Regions from separate parts of the Homo sapiens genome. Here regions 1 and 3 are each linked to region 2. Evidence: chromatin contacts called from ENCODE Hi-C or POLR2A ChIA-PET data. All regions are on one chromosome and are shown on one strand. The core of a region is the stretch at or near the end of the contact, and the rest is flanking DNA. Distances in the headings are between cores, read along the strand shown. Region 1 holds the start of ZNF444 (zinc finger protein 444). Region 2 holds the start of ZNF324 (zinc finger protein 324). Region 3 holds the start of ZNF582 (zinc finger protein 582).

What was found. A loop is a pair of places that touch in the nucleus more often than their neighbours do. ChIA-PET counts read pairs that join two places held with the same protein, here RNA polymerase II (POLR2A). Pooled maps may share reads with other maps.
Region 1: a pooled map shows a loop between it and region 2 (14-fold over the local background). The contact joins the promoter of ZNF444 here to the promoter of ZNF324 in region 2. A Hi-C loop is called at or near these places in 1 of 168 maps with a recorded cell type or tissue (CD8-positive, alpha-beta T cell), 1 of 37 single-sample maps with no recorded cell type and 9 of 50 pooled maps. POLR2A ChIA-PET finds 5 or more read pairs at or near these places in 1 of 52 experiments (B cell).
Region 3: a loop to region 2 is called in a pooled map, with 6 times the contacts of the local background. The contact joins the promoter of ZNF582 here to the promoter of ZNF324 in region 2. A Hi-C loop is called at or near these places in 5 of 50 pooled maps.

The regions. Positions count from the first base shown.
Region 1 is chr19:56,139,317-56,143,186 of GRCh38, forward strand. ZNF444 (zinc finger protein 444) reads left to right here and starts at 1,971. Exons shown (of 5, transcript NM_018337.4): 1 at 1,971-2,041. RefSeq lists enhancers at 1,434-1,763, 1,794-1,933.
Region 2 is chr19:58,464,491-58,468,374 of GRCh38, forward strand. It overlaps ZNF324 (zinc finger protein 324), which reads left to right and starts at 2,590. Exons shown (of 4, transcript NM_014347.3): 1 at 2,590-2,693. RefSeq lists enhancers at 2,321-2,937, 2,938-3,552 and silencers at 2,580-2,629, 2,710-2,839.
Region 3 is chr19:56,391,830-56,395,200 of GRCh38, forward strand. ZNF582 (zinc finger protein 582) reads right to left here and starts at 1,705. Exons shown (of 5, transcript NM_001320371.4): 1 at 1,391-1,705; 2 at 1-3. It overlaps ZNF582-DT (ZNF582 divergent transcript), which reads left to right and starts at 1,847. Exons shown (of 2, transcript NR_037160.1): 1 at 1,847-2,224.

The DNA.
Region 1 (3,870 bases), core at 721-3,220, 2.3 Mb before region 2:
CTGTGGACAGATTCTGCATCTATTTTGAAGACAGAGCCAATAGGACCTGATGATAGATTGCATGTGGATGGTGATGAAAAAGAGGAATTGGCTGGGCATGGTGGTTCACGCTTGCAATCACAGCATTTTGGGAGGCCGAGGAGGCAGATCACTTGAGGCCAGGAGTTCGAGACCAGCCTGGCCAACATGGCAAACCCCATCTCTATTAAAAATACAAAAATTAGCTGGGCATGGTGGTGCACGCCTGTAGTCCTGGCTACTCAGGAGGATGCAGCATGAGAATCACTTGAGACTGGGAGTCGGAGGTTGCAGTGAGCTGTGATCGCACCACTGCACTCCAGCCTGGGCAACACAGCCAGACCCTGTATCAAAAAACAAAACAAAACAAAACAAAAAACCAAAAAAAAAAAAAGAAAAAAGAATCAAGGGCTGCTTTTCTATTTTTGGCCTCAACATTTGGGTGAAGATGGACTTGCTTTCTAAGATGGTGGAGTAATGGGAAGGAACAAATTTCTTCGCAAGGTGGGGGAGAGAGTGAAAAATTATCTACTGCCCACCTTAGGTTTGAGATGCCTATTAAGAAATCCAAGAGGAGATGTCAAGTAGGCCATCGGATATGAGTGGGAAGAAGATCAGCGTGCTCTAGGAGCAGAAAGGAGGCATGACTGGAACTCATTAAACACGAGGAGAAGACAGTGGTAGACAGGTGGGCCAGGGCAGATTAGGCCACCGTGGGCAAACTGGTCACAAAGTTCTGAGTCAGCCACTCATCGCTTGTGAAACCTGGGGAAAGTTGTTCATTTATGAATATAAGACGAACAACTTCCATGTAATGAATGCTTGTTATGGGTAAGCCACTGTCTTCGTTTTTATGGCGCGGAGTCTTCAGATCAGCCGGGGAGGTGGAGGATGGGAGGGGGATTCTCTTATCCTTGTTGTACGGAGGAGGAAATACGCTGCGGGCTGGGGTAGGGCTTGTATGAGCCATAATCAGGTCTGGAACTGTCTAGATAAAAACTTCAGCTGATCTCTTAGGATGTCTGTCTGCTCTAAAATCCAAATATGCTTCTTCACAGTTCTGAGATGCAGAAACTGAGGCCTCAGGACGGGGCAGTAGTCTGTCCAATAGGGGCACAGCGAGGACGCGTGGCAGGTAGCGCTGTCCCCCAATTCACCCCAGGGGAAACTGAGGCTAAAGAGAGGGCGGTGTCCTGTCCAGGTTCACACACAGGAAGAGCCAAACCGAGGCCCCCGCGCTGGCCCCCTCCTGAGCCACTGCCCACCCCGGAACAGGAGGGCAGCCTGCTCACGTCCTGATTCCTGGCACCGACATCGGCCCTTAAGTTCTGCCCGGGTGGAGAGGGAGGACAAAAAAAAATGCGATCCGTAGTCAAGGAGACGTAGCCTGCACTCCTGATTGGCGCAGAACTCTAGCCTGGTCTCCTCCTCCTCCTCCTCTTCGCTTGCCAGCTTCTAGAGCTCCGGAGGCCCCACCTCCCAAATGCCCGGCGGTGCCCGGCCTCCCCTGATCTCCACAACAACGCCGCCATGGCTCCTCCTCCTCCTCCCTCTTTTTTTCCCGGCACTTCTGCGCATGTCCAGGGCCCGCGCGCAGACCACTGGGAAGCCTCCTCGTGCATTCTGGGAAATGTAGTCCAAAGCCTGTCGCGCTCAGACAGCCCGCGACATTTGCGCCGTCAAGGCCAAATAGGCTGCAGACGACGCTTTCGCGTATCTTGGGAAATGTAGTTCCAGTGTTGGCGAAGACGCCACGCGGTGACAAACAGGAGTAAGGCGGTCCCCAGGCGAGGGCCAATTGGCAGCCGCCTTTGCCGCGATGCTTCCTGGGAGTTGTAGTTCGGGGTGAGGCCGGGGCTTCATGGGGAGTTGTTGGGCTGAACGAGCGGCTCGGAGTATGGGATTGGGGGAGGGGGACGGGGGAGTTTGGCGCAAAGCCTGCTGGGGCATGGAGTCCCGGCGAGCTTTGTGCGCATGTGCGGGGAGGTGAGGGGGCTTGGGGGGCCTCGCCTGAGAGAGTGAGGTGAGCGAGGGGGGAAGGAGGGAGGGATTGGGTGGGGGCGGTTGGACGAGGGAGGGACCAGAGGTTGGATGGGAAGAGGGGCGCCGGGGGCCTCAGGAGGGAAAGATGGGAGACTTGCGGGGAGGGGAGGAGAAGGGGGCTGAGTGATGGGGAAGGGGCTGGGAGAGGGAACTAGAGGGGGAGGGACTTGGAGAGGGGGAGGGGTGGATAGTGGGAGGGGGTCGTGGATCCTCGAGGTCCTGAACGCGGGAGAGAAATGCTGAGGGAGAGGACGGGGGAGGGGCGCCTGGGGGAGGGGGAGGGGCGGGACGGGGGAGGGACAGGTGGGGGAGGGGAAGGGGACCCTAGCAGAGGGTGGGCTGTGAGATGAAAGCTGAGTGGGAAGCTGGACCCTACAAAGGAGTCTGGGGGCGCCGGGACCGGACCCCTTCGGAAAGGTTTGCGGGAAGGGGCTTCCGGGGACGATGGTTATTGTTGTAACGTAGATACGGCGCAGGTGGCTCGTTTTGCGCGCTGCTTCTACAAGTGCAACTTTTACAGAGTTGTGAGATTCCTGAAGATAAGAATCGTTGCTCTGTTTTGCTGCTTTCTCAGTGCGGAGCATCTGCCTTTTTAGCTTGTTGCAAGGCATTATTACCTTCGGTAATATGTGTAAAGTGCTTAGAAACTCTGTTTATTGTCAAATGAAGTTGACCCCCGCCACCTCTACCCCAGTCAGGATGGAGTCACCCTCCTCTATATCCGATTTTAACGCCTATTCCAATGTATACTTAGTATTTTAATCTGCGTGCGTGTTCATAGCAGTGTCCCCTGGGCACCTCGCAGGGAAACTTCGACAAAGTAACCCTAAGTCTGACTGGACACTTACTAGCCAGGTGTGGTTCTCAGCATTTTTGTTCTCCTTCTATCACTTTACAGTCAACGAAATGGAGATACAGGGTATTACAAAAGGTGCCTTGTACCTCGTCCAAGGACACAGAGCTGGTAGGAGGCAGAGCTGGAATTTGCCCCAGAGCCTTTGTGCCGTAGGTAAATATTTGTCCAGTGGGCCAGCGGCTCTCAACCAGGAGTGGTTTTGTCCCCCAGGGGACATGTGGCAATGTCTGGAGACTTTTTTTTTGGTTTTTCCAACTTGGGAAGTGCTACTGGCATCTCATGAAAAGAGGCAGAGATGCTGGTAGACATCGTATGTTGCACAGGATAGCCCGCCACGACACAAGTGCCATTAATGTCGAGGTTGGGAACCTAGAGTAGACAAACCGGTCTTTGTCGAGCACTTAGCCTTTGGAGGCTGCTTCTAACTCCTGCTCCCAGCAGCCTCTTGAGAGGAAGGAGCTCTTGTTAGTCCTGTGTCTCAGGTGGAGAAATGAAGCACAGAGGGGGTAAGTCACACGTCCACAGTCACACTGCTGATGAGTGGCAGAGCTGGAAGTTGAAGCCAGGCAGCCAGACTCCACAGCCTCTTAGCCATGATATTAACCCAGCATATGTGGGTGCTGGTGCCGGGGTACTAGGTGGAACTGGTGTGGACTCTGGAGTCACATCTGGGTCCCATTTGTGGCTCCTTCACTCTCTGAGCATCTCCCTATGGTAAGAGGGGACCCATCTCCCCAGCTCACAGGTCTGTTGGGAAGGTTGGGTGGGGCAGTATAAGACACTAGCCACTCAGTGGCTGTCTTCAAGGCATCCAGGGTGCCTGGCTCTGGACTGGACTGTGCTTTGCGGACACAGACAGCTAGACAGCAGGGTTACAGCTGTTGAATGCACATAGCACAGGGCGCTCATTGGATGGTAGGGTGGATTGACATGGTGGAAGGCCCTTACTTAAC
Region 2 (3,884 bases), core at 1,340-3,839:
ATTCGGGAGGCTGAGGCACGAGAATCTCTTGAACCCAGGAGGTAGAGATTGCAGTGAGCCAAGATTGTTTCACTGTGCTCCAGCCTGGGTGACAGAGTGAGATGCTGTCTCAAATAATTAAATTAAAAATTAAAAAATGAAACGTTTGAAGAGTTAAAATGCCTCCAAATATTCATACATTGCTTAAAATGGTAATAATGCCTCTAAGCATTTGATCAAATCACAACTTTAATACTACTTTTTTTTTTTTTTGAGACAGAGTCTTGCTCTGTCACCCAGGCTGGAATGCAGTGGTGTGATCTCGGCTCACTGCAAGCTCCACCTCCCAGGTTCATGCCATTCTCCTGCCTTAGCCTCCTGAGTAGCTGGGACTACAGGCGCCCGCCACCACACCCAGCTACTTTTATTTTTGTATTTTTTAGCAGAGACTGGGTTTCACCGTGTTAGCCAGGATGGTCTCGATCTCCTGACCTCAAGATCCGCCCACCTCGGCCTCCCAAAGTGCTGGGATTACCGGCGTGAGCCACAGCGCCCGGCCACAGCTTGAATAGTTCTAAGTGTTGGGGTTTTTTTTCTTCAGGGTTTTTGAACTTTAATACTTCCTTTTTTTTTTTTTTTTTTTTTTGAAACGGAGTCTCGCTCTGTCGCCCAGGCCGGACTGCGGACTGCAGTGGCGCAATCTCGGCTCACTGCAAGCTCCGCTTCCCGGGTTCACGCCATTCTCCCGCCTCAGCCTCCCCAGTAGCTGGGACTACAGGCGCCCGCCACCGCGCCCGGCTAATTTTTTGTATTTTTAGTAGAGATGGGGTTTCACCTTGTTAGCCAGGATGGTCTCGATCTCCTGACCTCATGATCCACCCGCCTCGGCCTCCCAAAGTGCTGGGATTACAGGCGTGAGCCACCGCGCCCGGCCCTGAACTTTAATACTTCTAAGTGTTGGGGTTTTTTTTTTCCCCCTCAGGGTTTTTGTTTGTTTTTTCCTGAGACAGGGTCTCTCTCTTACCCAGGCTGGAGTGCAGGGGCTCCATCATAGCTCACTGCACACTCCAACTCCTGAACTCAATCCTCCCACCTCAGCCTCCCATGTAGCTGGTATTACAGGCATGCAAGACCATGCTCAGCTAATTTTTATATTTTTTTATAAAGATGGGGTCACATTTTGTTGCTCAGGCTGGTCTCAAACTCCTAGGCTCCAGTGATCGCTCACCTTGGCCACCCAAAGTGCTCAGATTCCAGGTGTGAGCCACTGCGCCCAGTCCTGAAATGTTCTTAAATTCTTTCAAAGTAGCAAAATTTATATTAAAACATTCCAAACATGATGAGCTCCCTTGCTCTACAAGGATTTACAAGTAGAATCAATTAGGTGGACAGTTATAGCTGACAGTTGACAGAGAGATAGTTATAGATGGAGGTAGGTATAGAGGGAGGGAGGCAAAAAGAGTTAAGGAACTGGACAGCTGAGAACTGTCTACAGGTTCCAAAAACAAGACAAAGAACCTTTTATTATCTGCCAAACAAGACAGTCTACATTGAGACTGCTCTGCCTTTCGTTTTTATGTGTCAAAGACACTTAAATTGGCCTGTAATCCCAGCACTTTGGGAGAACGAGGTGGGCGGATCACCTGAGGTCAGGAGTTCAAGACCAGCCTGGCCAACATGGTGAAACTCCATCTCTACTAAAAAATACAAAAATTAGCCAGGCATGGTGGCGCACACCTGTGGTCCCAGCTACTACGGAGGCTGAGGCGGGGGGATCACTTGAACCTGAAGGCAGAGGTTGCAGTGAGCCGAGATTGTGCCACTGCACTCCAGCACGGGCAACAGAACAAAGACCCTGTTAAAAAAAAAAAAAAAAAACTTAAATGAGTCCCAAGAAAAAAGGAAAAAAGAATGAATATTGTGATGTGTGGGGCAAGACAAGATCTAGATGGTCTAAGGACAAGCAAATCTGGGGAATTAACTTCTGCCCATCCAAATTACAAGGAAAACAGATGCTTTGGGCAAGTGTCGAGGAACAGTCTCATACTTAAGACAAATGTAGGCTTACGGGCTGAGAATTCTTGGTGTAAAGGTTGAAAACGGACCTTAAACCTTTACGGGACATTGACACAGAGAGGTCAAACCCGCGCCCAGGACGCACAGTCAGTGAGAGGCAGAGCTGGGAAGGGAACCCGGAGCTCCAGGCATCGGCTCCTCCACCTCCACCTGCGCTACCCGGTGCATTTTCTCCTCCGTGCTCACTGCTGGTGTTGCCTCTTGGAACCTCGGCAGTTTCTGCTTTCGCACCTGCAGGGTTTAGTCTCCGGGACTGCTTGGGAGGACACCTGGAATGCCGAAGGCAGGACTACACACCGGGCGAATCCACCAGCGCCACCAAGCCCTTGAAAACCCGAGGCCGCCGCGCGACTCCATTTCCCAGCGCCCCGCGCGGCAGGGGCTTGGACGTTGCCAAGGAGACCGGTAGTGGCCCCGCCTCCACGCAGGGAAACAGGCGGGAACCACGTGACCCGGAAGGCTGTACGCAAGCGTCCGCGGCGCGCACTGGGCCAATGAGAACCGAAGGGCTGGACTTCCGGCGGTGGGACTGTCACTTCGCCGCCCGCGTCAGGCCACACCGGTGGTCTGGGCTGGGGACCGCGGGTCGGGTCCGGTTTCCAGGGGGTTCCTGGTGCTCGAGGCTGGCGGCGAGGAAGGTACTGGCTGAGGGCCCGCGTCGGGCCCGCCCTGCGCACGCGTCGTGATCAAGGGCGCCGGCCGCCGGCCGCGCCCCCAAGCCTCTGTTTCTCAGAGTGCGTCGTGGGCGTCCAGGGGACTGTCGGGCCGCGGCGGGAGCCATGCGCTCTCCCACCGTGCGGCAGCCCAGGAGGCTGCGCGCTGGGCGTTCCACGTCCATGATGGCCGGGGAGACTGAGGCGCGGGGCGGCCCCGGGACGCTGCTGGCGGGGAAAGGCTGGGTGGTCCACGCCTTTCTTCCCTCCCAGCTGCGGGTTCCGCTGGCGGCGGTGGCGCTGACAAGCCCGCGTCGGGGAAGCAGGGGAGTCCCTGCTCACACAGACCGCGCCCTCACGGAGGGAGGCCGCTTCCTAGACCTCGCCTAGTCGTCTTTCCTCTCCCTGCCCTGGGGGGGTTGCGGGGGTCAGTGCAAACTCCTGCGTCCAGGGCACTGGTGAGCTCCCGAGTTCGGGCAGCCAGGGGGCTGAGGTCCCGAAGGAGGCTCCGAGGGGAGAGTCCTGCGTGTGCAAAACCTGGGAGGGGAGCCGAAGCCCAGGTGCTTCTGGGACTGAGCTCTCTCGATGTGGAGCTGGAGTAGAGGGGATGTGTGCGGCTGCAGTATCAGGCGAGGGAGTGGGCTTTATCTCGAGGGCGTCGGGAGACATAGAAGTTTTGAACAGAATCAGGACATCCTCTGAGGACTTTAAAACGGTTCCACCGTTTGTTGCGTGGAGAACAGACATGCAGGGGTGTCGGCATGAAGGGAAGAACCGACTGCCACAGTCTGGGCAGCAGTGGAGGTGGGCGACCAGGTGAATTCTGGTGGATCTGCGGATGCATCAGGTGTGGGCTGTTTGAAGAACTAAGTACCCCATGTTGTTCAGCCTGAGCGCCTGGAAGAAGAGAGCTGCTGTAGATAGAAAGGAGAATTGAAAGGAAAGCAGGTTTCCTTCAGGGGAAAGATCAAGAGTCTGGGATGTCCCAGGTTGGTCATGTCACTGGACCTGACGTTGTTGGCGTCCTGGGCTGTGGACAGGGCCTATGAATTGGACTGAGGAATGGGCAGGGACTCAGCCAGGTGTGGGCAGTTATGGCTTGAGGGTAAAGAAGACCAGCTGGGATGCCTGGGGCTATTGGGAAGAGCCTAGCACCTAACTGAGGAGGGGAGGGTG
Region 3 (3,371 bases), core at 455-2,954, 2.1 Mb before region 2:
GAGCTGGGGGAGGAAAGAGCAAACATGAGAGGCTAGGCTTGCCTCACAGTTCCTAGAATGCCAAGTTACAAGTCCCCACCTGCTTGCCCTCTGCCCACCAAGAAAATGAGAAGGAGGGGGAGGCAAAGGGATCCTCACCCAACCCCAGGAAACCAGCTTTAGCTGCTGCAAGGCAAAGGGGAACCAGTGGTCCTTTCCCTCCCATTTCCCCTAAACATCCAGTGGTTCTGTTTTGCTGCAAATGCAAGTCTAAGACAGGGATGCTGAGGGCTGTTCTAGTGACTGAGACCCACATGTTACCTCAAGGACAAGGAGGGCTTCCCTCAAGCCAGGGAGCATAGAAGGCCTGCATCATTTGCATAGCCCCAGCCTAGAATAAAGCCTTTCCAGGACTAGGCCATTTAACTCTCTCCTGCAGCAAATATAACACCTTTGAAAGTCTACCTGGCTCTTTTCCCAACCGCCAAATATACAAAAAGCTCTACAGCCCAAACTGAGGCTTTGTGCATGCCACTTCATGGAGCATGCCTTGCATCAACAAATGGGATAGAGTTGGAAGGAACAGTAAGAGACAAATTACACACAGCACGCCCAGTGCTCCATTATCAGCACATAAATGTGTCCTTCCATAGAGACACAGCAGTGCACAAAGCTGCATGTCCAATAATATTTGCTAAATAGGAGAACTGAAAATTAGTACGTAAGTAGGCAAGTCCACAAGTAGCCAAGAGGTTGAATCATTTTTGGCACAGCCATATAATGGGATGCCAAGTGACTATCAAAAATGACTATCAAAAACTGACAAGCAAAGATATTAACTACTGAATCCTTTGAGAACATTCAGCAAAAAGAAGTCAAACTCACTAACACACAGGCTAAAAACAAAACAAAACAAAAAAATTGGAAGAAAAAACACCCAAGTATTCGCAGTGTTGTCATTTAACCAGTTCTTGAGCTCACTGTTAAACAAGAAGTACTCTGTAAAGGAGTATATAAGGTGCCTACTGCATTACAAACATTTGGTTCTAAGTAACGTGTAAGTGAAATAATTATGAATGTTGCTTAATATGATGTAATAGGCAGCTTTTCCTTATTATGACCACTTTTATAAGCATTATTTGTATTAACTGCACGATATCCTATTTACAAAGGATGGCCTGTGATCCACTCAAGTGTTTCCCCATTGCTGGACATAGAATTTGAACATATAAAATGTTCCCAAGTATAAGTTTTTCTAAACTAGCGGTTCTAAGTCTTCTGGGGTCTTGTAACTCTCTGAGAACCTCATGAAACAAGATTTCCTCTCAGATTAAAAAAAAAAAAAGGCACGCATAACAGTGAATGCAAAACATCCGCAATTTCAGGGGGTCGGAGACCCCTGCGCACCCACCTAAGGGGTCCATGCACCTGGGCTATGAGGCTGGAAGCAGAAAGGGGGCGCCAGAAAGCGCACGCCGCGAGGGCCGGCGGGAAATGTAGTCTCACGCCGGTAAAGCCACAGAGCGACGATGAGGCGAGACGTCTGCGTTCTTCTCAGGCCTGAGACCCAACCGGCCCGGGCACCAGCTCCTGCTGGACCCCAGAGCGCCTGGAAAGCTCCGGAACCTCTCACCTGCCGCCTCCTCGGGTCCAAGTGCCACCGCGGCCGCGCCCCCGGCAGCCCAGGGCGCGCTTCCACCACGGTACCGGTGGATTCGCCGTGCGCAGCCGGAAGATGGCGCAGACGCACAAAGCACACCGATGCTGCGCCATGATAGGGCCGGCGCCGCAGTGTCTTCCGGGAAACATAGTCTTTAGGCGTAAAGGCAGCAGCCCGGCCTTGAAGCCGGATCTCGCGATGTTTCAGGGTGAGCCGGACGCAGGCGTGCCTGCGCAGTGCGCGGAGGAGTGCTGTTCGTGTGTTCGAGTCCCTGGGTTGCTTCCTGGGGTCTGTGGTGCTGGGTGTGCTATCTGCGTGTGATTCTCTAGCGAGAGATTGTGGGCGAGTGACCGAGTGGGCAAGGGGCCGTCACTGTGTGTGCGTGATTTTGACAGTGTGTGGTGGTAGCTTCTGACTCCGCGTGGGTCGTTGAATGTATGACTGGGACCGTTTAGCGGTGGATACACAACTGTGTGCGGCTGTGGAAGATTGCCTCATCCGTTACGTTCCCATTTCCGTGGAACAACAGTTTTACCAGAAGGTTTCGAAGGAACCTTAAAGTTTGGAAGCGTAAGAGTTTATCTGGTAACTAATTTTAAACATTACATCTATGGTGAGTTAAATGTGGGTTATGAAGGAGAACGCAAAATAAAAACGTTATAAAGATGTAAAGGAGTTTTATGGGGCGGCATCTCTTGGGCAAATATCAGACCGCCGTAGGTAGTTGTTAATTCTCTCTTGTTTTTAGGCGGCTTTGGTGTCATCAAATGTGAGAAGCCCTGGACTTTACACATCCCGAGCCAGTGTGATCCAGTATGATTGGGAGTCCGAGTGCCAGATGCCGGTCAGGACCTGTTATGCTGGGTCTCAGAATGCGGAAACTCTCCCTGTCCGAGGTGGAACAGTTTGTCCTTGAGTGAGGACTGGAGTCCTGAGTGACTCTTTTGATTTGATCCTGTTTCCCTCAAACCTGGTGAGCTCTATGGTGTAATAAATGGTTAAGAGTGTGAACCCTTAACCATCTCTAAGACTGGAGCCAGAATGCCTGAACTCCAGTCTTAGAGATGTGCCTCGGTCTCCACATTTGAAAGTGAGGATGATTGTGGCATCTAATTCATTGAGTTGTTGGGGAGGAGTAACTGATATGTAAAATAATGCTACTGCTGCTGGATAAGGATGCTAATATGACTGAAGCTAATGCTTTCTTTCTGCAAAGATGCTTTTTCCAAAACACACCATATTGCCTCTTTACACATTCTTCAGGAGAGGGTAGAGGCTGCATTTTCCTTGTAGGTGCGGTGATGTGGTGGAAAGCACACTTTTAGAATTAGACAGATGTGGATTCAAATAGCATTTCAGCCATTTATTAGTTTCTTCGTGCCTATCTCGGTTTTGTTTTGTTTTTTTTTTTTTGTCCATAAAAGGAAGAATGTAATGCTGGGCTTGCAGCTTTGTCCTGAGGGTCAAATAAAATGATTTAATAATATAAGCAAAGCTCAGAGGTTGGTTATTGCTGATTACTGATATTAAAAGACAACTTCAGCAAGGATGGTTGAATTTCACACTTGTGAGCGGACAGTTGAGGAGACAGTTGTAGATTTATCCTACTTGACCTTATTTGTGGTTCAAGACAGTGTTGCGAGTTCAAGAGGAGAGGGTAGATGCAAAAAGTCATCATCTTTCCTATGTTCTCTGATCTTGGGAAGGGGCGAGTGGCTCTAGTTTCCCTTTA